Regions from separate parts of the Homo sapiens genome. Here region 1 is linked to region 2. Evidence: chromatin contacts called from ENCODE POLR2A ChIA-PET data. All regions are on one chromosome and are shown on one strand. The core of a region is the stretch at or near the end of the contact, and the rest is flanking DNA. Distances in the headings are between cores, read along the strand shown. Region 1 overlaps LINC00423 (long intergenic non-protein coding RNA 423). Region 2 overlaps FRY (FRY microtubule binding protein).

Region 1 (4,974 bases), core at 1,073-3,572, 780 kb before region 2:
ATTCTCTGTCCAATAAGACACCCTGTAACAGGGCTACAGCTATGGACACCTATAACGGGGCTACAAATAGACAGCTCATGATGGGGCTGCAGACAGATACCCCAAGAGGCTACCAAGAGACAACAGCACCTCCAGAGAGGCCAACATCTGGAGAAGAAAGGGGCTGTGGGCAGCGCCTACAATACTCAACAAATCAGACACCCCCCCATGGGGCTACAGAGAGACACCCTGCAATGGGGCTACAGACAGACACACCCTGTGATAGGGCCAGTTATGGGATGTTTCCCCAGGACTATTTCTCCACTGCAATTAAATCCATATACGTTGGGTCGGCAGTGCCCCATGGATGGAGATGGTAGCAGAGTCAGCCCCCAGTTCAAGAGAACTAGGCAGCCACTTGGGCTGGCCTCTGGATCTATTGCCAGAGAGGGGCTACCAAACCATGGTCAGGTAACCACAAGGGCAATCCCGGGAAAGCCCCCAAATTTGTAACCACCCAGTGGGTTCACCTTGCCCGCTGCCTAGACAGAGCTAATTTATCATGACGGGGGAATTTCAGTGAAGAAACAGTAATTCACACAGAGCCGGCTGTGTGGGAGACCAGGGTTTTATTATTACTCAAATCAGTCTCCCTGAGCATTTGGGGACCAGAGTTTTTTTTGTTTTGTTTTGTTTTTTGTTTTCTTGAGACAAAGTCTCCCTCTGTCGCCCAGGCTGGAGGGCAGTGGCACAATCTCAGCTCACTGCAACCTCCATCTCCCAGGTTCAAGCAAGTCTTGTGTCTCAGCCTTCTGAGTAGCTGGGACTACAGGCATGCGCCACCACACCTGGCTAACTTTTGTGTTTTTAGCAGAGACGGGGTTTCTCCATATTGGCCAGGCTGGTCTCGAACTCCTGACCTCATATGATCCACCCACCTCGGCCTCCCAAAGTGCTGAGATCACAGGTGTGAGCCACCAGGCCCGGTGTAGGGTTTTTAAAAATAATTTGGCGGGTCAGGGTCGAAGTGAGGTTTTCTTACTGTCTTCTGTTCCTAGGTGGGGTTGCAGAACTAGTTGAGCCAAATTACCAGTCTCCATGGTGTCAGCTAATCCATCAAGTGCAGGGTCTGCAAAATACTCAAGCACTGATCTTAGGTTTTACAATAATGATGTTATCTCCAGGAGCAAGGTGGGGAGATTCAGACTCCCGGAACCAGAGGTTGCACGACTCCTAAACTGTAATTTCTAATATTGTAGCTAAATTGTTAGTCCTGCAAAGGCAAACTTGTCCCCAGGCAGGAAAGAGGTCTTTTCAAGAAAGGGCTATTATCAATTTTGTTTCAGAACAAAAACAGTTAAGGAATCCATAAACTGAATTCCTTCCCAAAGTTAGTTCAGCCTACGCCCAGGAATGAACAAGGACAGCTTAAAAGTTAGAAGAAAGATGGAGTCAGTTAGGTCTGATCTCTTGCACTGTCATAATTTCCTCAGTTATAATTTTGCAAAGGCGATTTCAGTCATCCCTCAATATCTGAGGGGGATTGGTTCCAAGACCCCCAGAGATACCAAAACCTGTAGATGCTCAAGTCCCTGATATAAAATGGTATAATATTTGCATATAACCTAAGCACATCCTCCCATACACTTTAAATCATCTCTAGATTACTTATAATACCTAAATGCTATGTAGTTACTATACAGCATTGCTTTTTATTTGTATTATTTGTATATATTTTCTCCAAATATTTTTGATTCGAGTTAGTTAAATCCCCAGATGCAGAAACTGTAGATCTGGAAGGCTGATGGTACTCATCTCCAAACTCATCAGATTGTATACATTAAATATGTACAGGTTTTTATATCTCAATCATAACTCAAAAAGTGGTTTTTTTTAAAAAAAAAAAAAAGAAAGGTTTTGCATAAAATTGACACAGATATTCCATCTGAATTGGAGTTGAGTTTTGCCCAACATTCCTTACCACATTGTCCATGAAAAATCAACTGTTTGAGAATATAAATGTAATATTTGCTTCCAAATACCAAGAAAGATAAGGATAAGAATTTATTAAGAAAGATAAATAATTTGATCATTAGTTTTTTAAAGGCCTCTAAATGCCATGAGGAAGCACAAGCAAATCCCTGTAAGATTTTAGGGCAGGAAGGGATGATTTCAGGATGAGATCATCAGGGGAGACTCCAGGTGGTGATGAGCCTTTGAGCTGGGCCCTGAAGAAGAGGACGGATTTCCATAGGCAGAGACGAAGCTGTAATAGAAAGCGTCAGAGGCAGAGAAAAACCAGAGCAAAGATCGCCCGGGAAGAAAGTGCATTCCAGGGACACAAGTCATCACAAAACATCCTTCGGGACAGAGTTTGTATGAAGCAGTAGCATATGACAAGGCTCGAAAGGGAGACAGTTTTGCAAAGCCCATAGAGTTGTCATATTTCATCAAACCTAGGGCACCATAGATTATAAAGCATACCATTATGTTATGTCCCAAGGCTGCCAATTAAACTATGACAAGCATTGACTGTAAGAGGCATCCCCACTTCGAATTGCTCAAATGTACCCAAACGTGTCTTAGAATTGACAAAATTCAGGAAGTGAAGAGACTGGAGCAGTGAAGTGGGGACAAGAAGGCATAAAAGATATTTTAATAAAGCAAGCTTGGTTGGCTTAGGATAAGGAGAATTTGCTCTTATACCACAGCCATGAGCAAGGCAAACGTCTGTGGGAAATGGGACCCTAAAATTTCAGCATCCCACTCACAGTCTGTTAGCACCATGGAGAATGGCACCACTGCCCTGGGGCTGTGCAGCTTGACCCTGCCTTCTCCATCCTGCCCCAACTGTAGCAAACGTTTCACAAGCGCCTCTGCCGGGGAAGGAGAGGGCGAAAGCTCAGAAGCACAGTCTGCTGTCTTCTCCCCGGGGCGACAGTCCACGTCTCGAGAGCGCGCCGGCTCCCAGGGCTCTGCTCCCCTGTCTCACTGTGCACGGCATATGAAAACTGAAGAGGACAACGGGCTGTTTCTCAATCATGCATTTCCTAAGAGAACCAAAGGGAATTTCTTCTATTTTCGTTCTTATAATTTAAAAAAAGGACCTTAGAGTTCTGGCTTTGTAGCCCAGAGAAACCTATGGATTTAATCATCAAGAATTATCAGTAGACAGAAAGGGGTAGTTGTGGACCTTAAGGTTTGACCAGAAAACACCCCGTCTGAGCCCCCACTACCCCACTCACCCCCCAACACACACATATACACTCATACACACACATACACACACACATATACACGTGCACACACATAGACACACACACGCACACACACATATACACACACACATATACACGCACACACTTACCCACTCACACACATACAGGCACATGCATACACACACAAGTACACACATACACATATTACATGCATATGCACATATAAACACATACGTATCACATATATACACAAATACATACACATATACACATGCATGTTACATATACACACACATATACATACACACACAGTGAGACACTTGCAGGTGAAAAGCAGGTATTCTTTTTGGTTCTGAGATGTTAGGTGTCAGGAGATTTTCAGTAATAATCTGGAAATGGGTGATTTTCAATTTACTTTATGCAAGTTTTCTCCTGGCTATGCATTTGTCTACAGTGACATTAGAAGCAGCAAACCAAGGACTTACATGCATATTTCATTAGTAGATAATTACATTCCTTATAATTGGTTTCTAAATCAGACCATTTCACACAATTATGGTGTTTCCTTTGCCTATTCAGTCAATCAAAAAGATAGTAAGAAAGTTCTTTGTTATCAAAATGGCATACTCTTAACCTCTATTATGGACTGCAGGAGATAAACAAAAATAAAAATACAACAATTTTGCATACATAGAATACTCCTTGTTAAAATGCATCCTAGATACAAAAGAACGAAGGAGAACACTACAAAGATGTTTCTAAATATATCCAGAGTAACAAAATGCCAAGAGGGGAATTTGATAGTAGGGGCAGATTTTTTAAAAAAATCAATAATGAAGTCATGCTGTTTAAATGCCAAAATCATTTTTCACCCAAATGAAAAAAGAAAATTGGGCCATAATGACAGCCGCAAAATAGCTCCTAACAAAGGAGCTACAGGAGCCTGTACTTGGAAAAATCTAAGTGTATTTATTCCTGCATTGATTCCACAAACATTTCCTGAGCACTGTGCTAGGTGCCGAGGACAAAGCAGTGAGTAAAACAGTCTCAGCACCACTGGAGCTTCCTGCTCACCCCAAGCTCACACACAGGCACACACTCACACACTCATACATTCATACACACACACACACGACTTCATGAGCCAGCACACTGGTGGCGTGTGGAGAAGTTCTCAGCAAGGTGGTGTAAGGCAGCAGTGAAAAAGCATAATTTGTGTAAATCCCACCTTTACTAAGTAACCTTGGGTGACTAGCTAACTCTTTGTGCCTCAGTTTTATCGTCCGTAAAATGGAGATAATTCAAATACACCTACTCACACAGTGTTGCAAGGATTCCACAAATTAATACACGTAAGCACCTAAAACAGTGCTTGGTGTAACATAATCAGCACTATAAGTGTTAGCTCTTACAATATTATCCTTTCCAGCTTCTTCTCAGCTCTCCTCCAGGGTGTAAAAATGCTGGCCTGGAGCTTCCTAGGGACCCGCTGGCCATTTTTAACTCTCTCCAGTCCTCTGGGCCCACCCGCAATGACTCCTGGGTGAAAACTCTAAAGCCCCGGCCTTGGTCAATGGCAGGTGCTCAATCCATGTTATTCTCACCCGCTTTCTACTTCTTCCTTAAAATACTGCCACCTCCCAACAGCAGCACAAGGGGCTCCACTGCCAGGATTTCATCATCCCTCCATCCCCATTTGGGGACGGGAGACTATGTTCATCGATAGAATTTTCTTAATTTAAAATTGCCCCCACTCACGCCTGTAATCCCAGCACTT
Region 2 (5,569 bases), core at 656-3,155:
TCAGAGTCTGTTGACATGTTATGTTGTAAGGGTCTTCCTAAAATGCGTATGTGGTGGATATAATTAAAACTTAATTTTAGGTCTCTTTATTTTGCAATATTTATTCAGAGAACTGAGAGTGCACAAGATAGTACAGGTGTAAGGTTTACAACCTGTTGTTTCATTATGAAGAGTTAGGTGCACCTCTGTCTTACTTTCTTATGTGATGACTGATGTGATGCCATCATGTAATAATTGTCACCAGAGTACTCTGTGGCATTCTGAAGTAGTCAGTGTCATGCCCTGTCAGCCCATAATGTTAACATGACTGCTAAAACTTCCTCACATAAGGGTGGGGAGGAGGCACTGGGAGAATCTGATTCAACTAGCCTAATGGGATGGAGTTTGAAGTGGCATAAGAACAGCAAAATATGCTTTCAAAAATTCCCCTAAGATTAGGAGACATTTTCTCCTAGAAGGGTTTATTATGCAACTATACATGGCCCAGGAAAGCACACTGCTATCCCTGAAGGATAGAAAGAAAGGTGAAACAACTGCTAATGCCTGTGTGTCACTGCAGGACCAAGCCATATATAATTCTGAATATAATAAAAGCACCTGACAGAGATCATCTTGAACTTGTTTCTTAAGAGGTGTTATCTTTGGGAGCTTTCATGATGCCTTTGTTTTCTATGAAAATTACACTATATTTTTCCGAGAGATTGTCATATGTAAAAAGTGCTTAGACAACTTAGATGAATTGATACTCTAAAACTATACCGAAGTAATCCAACAAGCTATGCAGTATCCATTAGGTATTTGTTTGACATTTAAATGGTTTAAGGTCATGTGGCCATCTAAAATGTGTGTTTCCTTGAAAAACAAAACCAAAGAAAATCTCCGCCAATCTATGACCTGGGAATAACTATAAAATGAATGTATAGGGGCTTTACATAGCAGCTATACAACACCACTGTGTTAATTTGGAATATTAAATCAATTGAGTATCGTCAAGAGAGAACCCCGCCATCACCTTTTAACCTCAACGCAAATATTCTATTTAAAGAGCATATTGTCTAGCTGAGTATAATTTTAAAACACTGTTCATCAAATAATTGCTTCTGCCTATTTTTTTTAAAGCAGCTTGCTTGAGCTACATAATCATGCATGTTTTTTATCATACATTAAAATGAAACACAGGCTGGACCCAGGGAAGATACCAAACTCTGACAATTCTACCCCAGACAACTGGCTTGAATCTGTTCCCTTCTATCTAACTCCTCTGCTACTACTTTATTTTGAGTCCTTGTTGTCTCTTTCCTGGGTCATTCTCGCAGTGATTGTCCCTACCTCCATTCTCAGTGCAGAGTCCCTGAATTTGCTGGGATGTGATCATGCTGTTCCCTGCTTAAAAACCTATGGGGTTGGGTGTGGTGGCGAGCGCCTGTAGTCCCAGCTACTTGGGAGGCTGAGGCAGGAGAATGGCGTGAACCCGGGAGGCGGAGCTTGCAGTGAGCTGAGATCGTGCCACTGCACTCCAGCCGACAGAGCAAGACTCCGTCCCAAAAAACAAACAAACAAAAAAACCTATGGGGTTGCCCACTGTTTTCAGAATAAGACCAGACCTTTCGGCAGATCCTTCCATGCTCCCTGTCATCTGACCCAACTTGCCTTTGTATACACAATCTGTCACTCCTTCAGGGAACTTGGGATCCAGTTGTCATTCCCTCAGGCACCTCCCCAACTCCCTGCAATTGCTCAGGTTCTTCCCTCTGCCTTTCCCCCTCTTCTCTGTAACAGTCTTCATGTTCAAATGTCACAGTCTCCATGGAACTATCCCTCAGCCTCTTCCCTCCCTCTTAAAATGATGAATCACTTCCTTCTCTAAATGATTATTTAGGTCAGTGTCCCCAGGTCCCAGCACAATGCCTGGCATGGGCAGAGCACCTATTTCTGTTCTCTTGCAACTTCCTTACACCTTCCCTTTCATCAAAGTAGGCTGTCTTTGATTGTGAAGCCCAGAGAAGGCAGGAGCTGGGCCTGCTGAATCACTGTGTACTCTATGTACCACAGTACCCTACACATGTAAGCATTTAATAATTGGTAAGAAGGGAAAGGGAGGACTGTTTATTGACTCTCAGGCACTTCCTGAAGCTTATTCAGGCATGTCCAATTGGGGCAGCTATTTGAGTACATGCACCTTAATCAAGAAGATAAAATCTTTATATTCAGATTTTTTTTTTCTAGTAAGGCCATCAGTGTCTCCAAATAAATATAAAACAGCAGCATTCCCCACGTGGAAAAAGACCTTGTGAGTAAAGAATTAAATTAGCTCAGCAGACTTCATTGAGCATGGTTTCCTTCCAATTTGGCAAAAGTGCCTAGAAGGTATAAAAGTAAGTTAAATCCTTGTAACATTAATGACATTTAGGTAAATGTAGGAAAAAGTTAGTATTTTTACAGATAGCAATCCTTGACAGTGCTGAATGATTTAAAAATAAACAAACAATTTCTCTCTGAAATGTTTCCTCAAGTTGGCTGATCATTATACAAATAAAACATCATTTCACTCTACACTTTTCTTTTCATGGACATATCTGCCCAGAGTTCTGTGAACACAATGGTACAATTTAGCTTGTTGAACTCACTCAAACAAAACAACAGGTGAGGGTTACAGAGGAAAGAGACTTCAGAGCTAAGATTAGATGCTGAGTTCCTGCTTGGAATAAAAGATAGAAAGATCCCAAAAGACAAAACACTGTTACTGCTTGCTGGGTGCTCATCCACTGAGGGGCGACATGCTAGCAAAGTTTAGGCACAGACCTCCCACACCCACTCAAGAGATTTTATTCACTCATTCAATATTTAACAGATTATTCACAGAGCCAATGTGCCCTAAGATGTGCTAGAGGGTAGAAAAATGAAAAGACGGTTGATTCTTAGCCACAGAGGGACCCAGACAGGTAAAGCAGTTACAGAATGCCACTGTTGCTACAATGGAAGTATGTAGAAAGGGTAGGGGAAGGGGAAGTGGAAGTGGGTCAGTTAGAGTGAAACTCATACACACAGGATAAGAGTTTGGTCCAAATCCAAAAAGCTCACGCTTCAGGTTTAATTCACATAAATGCTCACAGAAAATGCTGTAACTGGGCCGGGTGTGGTGCCTCACACCTGTAATCCCAGTACTTTCGGAGGCCGAAGCAGGCAGATCACCTGAGGTCAGGAGCTCGAGACCAGCCTGGCTAACATGGTGAAATCCTGTTTCTACTAAAAATACAAAAAAACTAGCCAGGAGTGGTGGTGCGTGCCTATAATCCCAGCTACTTGGGAGGCTGAGGCAGGAGAATCACTTGAACCCAGGAGGTGGAGGTTGCAGTGAGGCGAGATCATGCTGTTGCACTCCAGCCTGGGCAACAAGAGTGAAACTCTGCACCCCCCCCAAAAAAAAAGAAAAGAAAAGAAAAAAAGAAAAACAAAAAGGAAAAAGAAAACGCTGCAACTGTAGCATACGCTAATGCCTTGTTATATTTTCAGCCATCATACATAGCTCTGAATTTAGAAGGAACACATTCTATCTTGGATATCTTTAGATGGTTAATTTTCTGAAGTTCCAGAAATGTACTTTGCTACCAAAATATCCTCTCTAGGGAGTGGTAAAGTTCAGATCCTCAAGTCAAGAAGATGTCACAAAAAAGCTCCAAGACTCTTTGGTTCCTGGTCATACTGTCTTGGCAATGAGCCAACATGACAAAACCATTAACTTACAGAGGGATTTAGACAAGCATTAATTAGGCAAATTACTAATAACAATGGCTACCATTTATTTGAGCAAGTACAATAGTGAATATGCTAAACACTTCATAAATGTCAACTCCTTTAATTGTTATGGCTCTAGGAGTAGGTATATATAGATAAACATATTTATTTAAAGAGATATACATGATTATGTAGCTCTCTCTCTCTCTATATATACATATATACCCATATACAGCTCATACACATCAGGTAGAGTCTCTTTTTTAGGAATCAGAATTTAAGTAACTTGCTCAAGGTCACATAGCAAGTATATGGCTGAGACAAAGCACATGATCGTAACAGTCCCAAATTGCACAGAAAAAACTCTTGTTTAGTCAAAAGTAAATCAAATGAGCCTACATAATTTCTTTCTATATTTTGTATTACATAAAAATTAATGAATCTCGTGGTCAAAAAGGCAGAAAAATTTAAAAAGAGACAAAAACAAAGTAAAACATCATGGCTTCTCCGTGTAGAGAAAGATCCAAGATTAAGAGCAACAATTCTGTGTTGCTTTGTAGTGTGGGTATTGAACCTCTCCTTACATGGAAACACAATAAAGAACTAGGTTTGCATAAAGGGCCTTTTATCTTTGTGTCATGTGACCAGTGTTGCATCATTTTCCTCTGCAGCAGGATTCAGTGAAGAGTGTAATTCACTTCTGTTTTCAGCAAGAAAAAATAAAAGCAAGTTAACACAAACGGGCTGATACTCCTGGCTGACTCTTCCAGACTGTGTTAACTTTCCACTTAAAGTAGAGGAGATGGAGGCTTGGTCTCAACTTCTGAGCTCACATAACTTTGCCAGCCCCAGCAGCATCAGGCTAGGGTAGATCTTTTGGCATTAACTTAGCACTGTCCACAAAGAAGATAGATTCTAACCTTCTGTCTCTTGCGTGGGTCAATAGCAAGAACTTCAGGAAAACACAGAGCTGAATAAATCAGCTGAGTTGTCATCTTGCAGTATAAAACACAGGCCAGTCAGACATAGACTGAAATGGAGAGGGATGTCCTAGGAACAGTATCCACAATTTATCTCTATCCTTTTCCCAGAGCCTGAAGAGCATTTTCATTCTCCTGGCCCAAGAAGTGACAGTCTCTTAGTCACTCCCTAAAACAAGGGCCTTGTTTGGCAGAACAATATGATATTTAAAGAGCTCATTGGGCCAGTTTGATGGCTGTTGTTTTGTGTACGAGGGACACTTGAGAATTGTTGAGTGGGTCTTCCATCACTGGAGTGTGTACACTTCATAAGTAGTTGTATCCTCTGCCTGAGCTCATTTAATATATTAACCAGAGCATTATACTTAGCTTTTGGTCTTAACTTTCAGCAAGCCTTTCCTCAATTTCTACATTATGCCTTGTCAAATCTAGCCTGTTTGAATCTCGCCAGCATAAAAATATAGAGTAGCAGATGTTATTCCTTTTAACTTAAATTGTGTTTGTAGTACCACAGTAATACTCCTACCTCATCTCTGGCCAATGACTGTGACTAATACTCCAATGATATCACTGGTATTTAGATTATAGGCTACAGGTCAAAGATTCAGTCCATTTCTGCATCCCACAGAACTCTTGAATCTACCAAAACAAATGGCTTGCATATACATCGCCAATGAAATTAATTTAGATGATCACTCCCAGTTCACGATGAAATTTTAATTATTCAGTGTGCTTGCAACCATTGACACCAAAAGCATTTGTCATGCAATCCCTGTCTATGGAGGCTGATGCACAATTACAAGAGTAAAAAGGTGGAGATCAACGTTCAAAGCTATGGGAAGGACTTCTAGGAA

Evidence for each region. ChIA-PET counts read pairs that join two places held with the same protein, here RNA polymerase II (POLR2A).
Region 1: POLR2A ChIA-PET joins it to region 2 with 15 read pairs in BJ. The contact joins two enhancer-like sites. POLR2A ChIA-PET finds 5 or more read pairs at or near these places in 2 of 52 experiments (BJ and OCI-LY7).

Annotation. Positions count from the first base shown.
Region 1 is chr13:32,822,164-32,827,137 of GRCh38, reverse strand. The region is part of intron 4 of LINC00423 (long intergenic non-protein coding RNA 423); the gene reads left to right. Among named protein-coding and RNA genes, the nearest start is that of LINC00423, 87 kb to the left of the region's middle. Within about 2 kb of position 2,322, at least 3 of the 41 ENCODE cell types and tissues checked have a DNase peak (open chromatin) inside an H3K27ac peak, as active enhancers do.
Region 2 is chr13:32,045,432-32,051,000 of GRCh38, reverse strand. The region is part of intron 1 of FRY (FRY microtubule binding protein); the gene reads right to left. Among named protein-coding and RNA genes, the nearest start is that of FRY, 16 kb to the right of the region's middle. RefSeq lists a silencer at 3,011-3,090 and an enhancer at 4,215-4,509. Within about 2 kb of position 1,905, at least 3 of the 41 ENCODE cell types and tissues checked have a DNase peak (open chromatin) inside an H3K27ac peak, as active enhancers do.